Regions from separate parts of the Homo sapiens genome. Here region 1 is linked to region 2. The links are chromatin contacts, found by Hi-C or POLR2A ChIA-PET in ENCODE. All regions are on one chromosome and are shown on one strand. The core of a region is the stretch at or near the end of the contact, and the rest is flanking DNA. Distances in the headings are between cores, read along the strand shown.

Evidence for each region. Hi-C counts contacts between places; a loop is a spot of excess contacts on that map. ChIA-PET counts read pairs that join two places held with the same protein, here RNA polymerase II (POLR2A). Pooled maps may share reads with other maps.
Region 1: a pooled map shows a loop between it and region 2 (4-fold over the local background). The contact joins two enhancer-like sites. A Hi-C loop is called at or near these places in 1 of 168 maps with a recorded cell type or tissue (IMR-90) and 2 of 50 pooled maps. POLR2A ChIA-PET finds 5 or more read pairs at or near these places in 2 of 52 experiments (OCI-LY7 and WTC11).

What each region holds. Positions count from the first base shown.
Region 1 is chr6:38,570,849-38,574,034 of GRCh38, forward strand. All of the region lies in intron 6 of BTBD9 (BTB domain containing 9), which reads right to left. Among named protein-coding and RNA genes, the nearest start is that of BTBD9, 67 kb to the right of the region's middle. Within about 2 kb of position 1,508, at least 6 of the 41 ENCODE cell types and tissues checked have a DNase peak (open chromatin) inside an H3K27ac peak, as active enhancers do.
Region 2 is chr6:38,153,888-38,157,067 of GRCh38, forward strand. It overlaps ZFAND3 (zinc finger AN1-type containing 3), which reads left to right. Exons shown (of 6, transcript NM_021943.3): 6 at 1-737. Among named protein-coding and RNA genes, the nearest start is that of BTBD9-AS1, 330 kb to the right of the region's middle. Within about 2 kb of position 1,449, at least 5 of the 41 ENCODE cell types and tissues checked have a DNase peak (open chromatin) inside an H3K27ac peak, as active enhancers do.

The DNA.
Region 1 (3,186 bases), core at 258-2,757, 420 kb after region 2:
ATGTTATTTCACAAATCACAGACTTTCAGAACAATTTATATTTAAATATGATGGTGTAAAAAAGCAATTTTTAAATTCTCTTTAGCTTCGAGTAAAATTGTTATAATTTAGTGACACCATGTGGCTACACTTTGCTTTGCATTCTTAGAAGAAAATGTTCCTCTATGAGGGTTGCTCTTGCTAGTTCAATTGTAATATCAAGGTTGTAGGTAGATGGACAACTCAAACTAAGTATGAACTAAAAAGATAACTTTTTAAAAAATGAAACTAATCCTGTTTCTTTTACATCTGAATAAGGCATTTCTTGAATTGTGAAGCTCTTCAGTCATAAGAAGAAAGTAAAGGCTCAGTATTATTCTAGCTAGGATTCTAAAGCAATCTAGTGAACACTGAATAATGTAAGAGTGTCTACCTTTAAAAGTAAATAGATACATCAATGCCCAGTTATGGGCAGAGGTGTAGGGAACAAAAGAGAAATGAAAGAAGACATATGTTATACAAGTGTTAATATAGCAGGGAAAGAATGCTTCCATAAATAGCAATGCTTATTTTCTCATTTATTTTATGTAGATCTATAGCACTATGTAAGTACTATAATCTAATGAGAATAGGTGAAAAAAAATTATGCTGTATCTATTGACACCAGGAATGAGGGGGGCCTAGAATGTATAGTAGCAATAAATGAGATTAAAATGCCATATACCAAAACACAGTAAAGTTAGAGTATTCCTCTAATGAGGTCTCCCACAGTAGACCAGCTACTGCCAAATAACATTCAATGTACACCAAAGAAAATATTTAGATGTTGTGTAAATATCTAAAACAATGGGCCAGGCATGGTGTCTCACACCTGTAATCCCAGCACTTTGTGAGGCTGAAGCAGTCAGATCGCTTGAGTCCAGGAGTTGAAGACCAGCCTGGGCAACATGGCAAGGCCCCATCTCTACTAAAAATAGAAAAAACTAGCTGAGTGTGGTGACACATGCCTGTAGTCCCAGCTACTCAGGAGGGTGAGGTAGAAGAATCATTTGAGCCCAGCAGGCAGAGGTTGCAGTGAGCCAAGATTGCACTACTGCACTCCAGCCTGGGTGACAGAGCAAGCCCATCTAAAAAACAAAGAAACAATCACACACACACACACACACACAAAACCAAAAACAAATAAAACAATGACCAGAAAATATCACCCCCTTCATCTCAGCTTAAAACACCTACCCCCCATCTCTGGCCTTTTCTAACCATCCTATTTAAAATAATCCTTCTCCCCTGACTTCTGTTACTATCACAGTACCATCTTTGCAACACTTATAATTATGTGATGTGCTTATTATTTGTTTGTTTTAATCTGTTTCTCCCAAATTCCAAAAGCACAGAAACCTTGGCAATCTTCTTCAGTGTTGTGGCCTCAATATCAAGTACAACAATAGCATAAAGTAGGCGCTTATTTGTTGAATGGGTGAGTGACGAATGAATACATAAAATCTATTTCCTTAGCTGGTGAAGCATGCCTAAATTTCCTGTTGTAAGTGAAAGTAGAACCATTCTAGTGAGATGTTTATCATCACTTACGGCCTCTAATGTGACTACAACAACCAGAAGACAGCCTAGCAGATGCTCTATGATACCCTTTCTTTTTTCTATGACACATATGGCACACACAATTTCTCATTCTAAGAAAAGAAGAAAAAGGAGGGAAGTGAACTACAATAATTAAAATACTTTCAGCAAGAATCAAAGAAATCAGTGGAACTGAGTAGGGTATATGCTAGAATCCAGCTCATCATAAATATGGCTGATCACATTAGGATAGCAAGAAATGATTATCAAATAAATGACTTTAATCAACTGACTATCCCTACCTGAAAAGATCTATGCAAAATATCCTGACTGTATTAAATACTTAAGATATAAGGCTTAAAAAAAAAAAACAAGTAGTGGAAAAAATATATATATATACATAAAAGTTTAACATACTTTAATATTAGAGTGAGGAATAATCTTCTAATCATAATACCAAGCCAGAAATCATTTAAAAGACTGACAGATTTGAATACATTTTTTAAAAAGTAAAATTCTATATGGCAAAAAGTACCAATAAAACACTAAAAATGCGTTAACAAATTTCATATATGACAGGCAAAAGGATAATGTCATATATATATATGTATTGATACAAAGTTCTCACAAGACAAAAAGAAAACTATCTCAGAAGAAAAATATGCAGAAGACAAAAACAGGCTTTTCATAAATAAGAAATTAACAAATGGCCAGTATTAAAAGATACTTTAACTCACCAATAAAGAAATTCAAAGTAAAATAGGATTTTTGTTTTAAACAAATTATGTATTACATTGGCAAAACGGTGACAGTGTCTGCATTGGTGAAGGTTCACAGAAAGGGGCATTTTTACATGCAATTGGTAGAAATTGAGTACAACATTTCCAGATGGCAAGTTTTATCAATATTTAAAATATATACATTATAACTTTATAATGAGAGATATTTCCATTTTGATAATTTTTTAAAAAAGGAAATAAAGAAAGAAACCGTTTTGTATTAACCAAGTTCATCTCTCCTATGCCAGACTCTAAATTGTCAATTTACACCCATCTCAACACCCTGTCTGGCCTTGTCTCCAGTAAACAACGCTCCTAATCCTCCTCTAAACTCTGACCAGCCCCTGAAGTAAATACCTCTCCCACCTACGCTCTTGTTCCCTCTCTCAACGGGCATAACCTTGAGAACGTTGCTTTTAGCCCTGCTTTCTTCTCTCTCAACTCCCAGGTTTTAGACCAAGATCCCACTTGCAATTCCAGCCACCAGTCACATGCACACTTTGAATTCTACTTCTATCCATTTTCGCTCATGTTCTAAAGTTTTCTCATTTTTCAGCAATATTATATGGCTGCCAAATTAACAGCACCATGTTGAGGAATAGCTCAAAATTTTAAGAGCACCCCCCAGAGTACTCAATATCCACCATTCATTACTAGTGTTTTCTGTTTAGTACTAGGCTCGATCATCTAAGAAAGCTGTGGAAAGGACTGGGAGAGAGTTTACCAGATAACCAAGAAGACAATTTGAAGGTTACAGATTATGGGTAAAGCGGAAATTGCCTTTCCTGAGAAAGAAAAGGCTGATAAGACATAACATGGTTCTCAAGGCATATGAAAAACTAAACATAAA
Region 2 (3,180 bases), core at 199-2,698:
AACCCAGCAACTTTCCTTTTTATAAAACAACAAATGGTTCAACTCTGTCTGCAAATTAACAGCTGAACACCTGCAACTGCAAATGTTTTTTGATCCGACGTACTGAAATAGGAAGTCATGCTCTTCCCACCCTCCACCCACCAGAGTGGAACCCGCTGCAAAATCCCCAGCCTTAATTCTTGCTTCAGGACCCAGACCGGTGTCTTGCTCTAGGGCAACCCAGGGCAGAGGGGCCAGGTCTGCCCAGCGTTTACCACTGCTGTCAAGCCACAGCCCTTGGCCACCATACGGGCCATCCTCAGTGAGGCAGCCCCCCATAGGCTTCCGCCAAGCTCTGGTCCCGAAGAGGCTGTGCGAGCCCTTCCCGGCCCTCCCCAGGGCCCCCCGCCCCCTCCTCTGCCTGCTGCGTGGAGGCAGCCATGGGAAGGAGCCCAGGGGAGCTGGCCTGGGGGAGCGAAGCCCATGTTCGCTTCCTGACTTAGAGCTGGGGGGGGTGGGGGGTGGGGCTTGTTCCCCTGCAGTATCTGTTCTGTGAAGTTTGTTAAATGTAAGGAAAGCTTAAATTCTTGTATCTTTAAAAGAGAAAATCTTATTTAACCCTTTTGTGTTCTAGATTTACTTACACACATAGCCTAGAGCTCAGTTTTAGTTTTAACATTGTGAAAATATTAAAAGAATCTTGTAACTTTATTCTTTTTTCTCCTGCTGAAAAAAAAAATTAAACCAATCGTATGAAAGTTTGGTTTTCTTGTTTCACCCCTTCTCCTAAGTGCCCCCTGGGTTGCTGGGAAAACTGACCCATCTCCCTGGCCAGGGCTGGAAAGAGATGGGGGCCTGTGTGCAGAGACCGTCTGCAGTACTTGGAGGCACTCGTCCAGTTAGTGTCCAGGCTAAACAGCCGCTTCCTTGCTTTCTGTTGGGAGCCTCTGCCCTGGGAAGCTGCGGGACTGGCCTTGGGGTAAAGGTGGGTCTGCAGGGCCAAGCCTGTGCCAGCAGCCAGGAGGTTACACACTGGGGGGGATCAGAAAACGAGCCCCAGCCCTGAGGGCCCCAGGCGTGGGTGGGGTGGGTGCTGGGTCCTGAGGGAAGGCAGCATGCCCTAGACCCGAACCCCACCCTAGGAAGGGCCTCCAGGATGGATGACGAAGGCTCCCAAAGGCTGGCTTGGAGGAGGTGTGTGCTGTGGCACTCTTTGGTGTATAGGATGAACTTAACTACATTTTTAAATGTTCAAAAAACATTTGGCAGGGCAGGGGCGAGGCACAGGAGTGGGACCTGTCCCCACTTCTTTTAGGACAGAGATATTGACCGCATAGTTGTCATGAGCGTGATGAAAATCCTCAGAGGAAATCAGAGGCCCAGTGGCGATGAACAAGCACGGGGGCAAAGGGCAAGAGAGGGCCTTGGTGGCCTGGGTGTGAGGCGGGCCTGCAGGGAGCAGTGGGCTGTGCTCTGCCCACTGGTCCACAGGAACTGGGTCTGCGTCAGCTCCTTCCTGATTGCTTCACAGAGCAACAGTCCACAGCAACAACATAACTGTTGTTATGCCAACAACAGTCCACAGCAAGAAGAGGGGATGGTGGGAAGACAAGCAGAAACCTTCCTGCTGGGTGGCGTGAGAAACAGGAAACCATGGGTGGGAGTGGGCCGTGGTCTTCAAGGGAGCCATCAGCAGCACATTCAGGGAGCTGTGAGCAGCCCCTCTAGCCCCAAGAAGGGGGTCTCCAAGAGAGAGGGCCCCAGATGGGCACAACAGTAACACAGATACCCAAGAGAAGTCTGCAGGAGTCTCAAAACCTGATTTCCTCAGCAGCCATTCTCGCAACTACATGGGGGAAGGCTGCAGTGAGGGAGGAGTGATCGGAGAAAGACATGGAGACTTGGGACCTGGGGCGGGCTCTGGGGGAACTCAGCACACAGCTCGAGGCCTGCGAGGTGGCCCCATATCTTGTCAGCACTGGGTCCTGTCAGAGGGCTTGGAGAAGGTCTAAGAATCAGAGACAGATACAGACAATTAAGCAAGTAATAACAGTGTATTAATGCCTAAGCAGAAATACACAGGAAGAGGAGCTGCAGACCCTGTGTGACTCAGCTGTGAATAATATTTACGTACAAATAATGTAAACACAAATACTAGTGAATATTGCTCTGGTAAAAATATATGCTGGATCTCAGTAGGAGACTGGGAGAGGGAAAGAATGTGCCTGTGTATTGGTGGCAGAGGATAAGAGAGCCAAGTTCTTGTTCTTAGCAGGAAATCAACAAAGGATGTCCAAAGCTGAAAACTTGAGAGTAGTATGTTATTTAGAAATATGGAGGTAAAAGAGGAGGAAAAAGCTTAGAAGTTAAAATTGGTTTTCTTTGGGGTAGGAGATAGGAATGCAGTAGGCCTTATATTTACGACTACAGTTAAACATATAACATTGATTGAAAAATTGAAATGCTTTAATAAGGGAATGATGGAAGCCCTTCCTGGGAACTGAGGGGCCAAGTCCTCAGAAACCTGCCTTACTGTTCTCTGAAAGTGGGTTTCAGGGAGTTCAGGTCTCTGAGATGCAACATAGAGTGTTGGTTTTGATCAGAGCTGCTTTGGAAGATGCAGGCAGCTGGCACATCACAACACAGCACATGTTTAAAACCCTGAAGGCTGAGGGCGGTGGCTTGAGCTTATAATGCCAGCACTTTGGGAGGCCAAGGTGGGAAGATCCCTTGAGTCCAGGAGTTCGAGACCAGGCAACATGGTGAGACCTCATCTCTACGAAAAAATATTTTTTTTTTCTTTTCAAACCCTGCATGTGGCATGTGATGCAAAAAAAAAAAAAAAAATTTAATTGCTGCGGGGAGCGGGTGGTGGTACACGCCTGATAGTCCCAGCTACTCAGGAGGTGGAGGCGGGAGGATCACTTGAGCCCAGAGTTGGAGGCTGCAGTGAGCTAGGATTGCACCACTGCACTCCAGCATGGGCAACAGCCTGAGAGCCCATATCTAAACATATATATGTATTTTTTTTTTTAATTTAAAAACCCTGGGAAAGGTGGCTGTGGCAACACCAAGCTTATTTGTTACCAAAAAAACTTTTCTTAATCAGCACACCTTGGGAAAAGTTGCCCTGGTTCATTGAGCACCTACTGTGCGCCAAACACCTGAAAAACTCTCCCTTGATCCTGTGTGATTCCACTT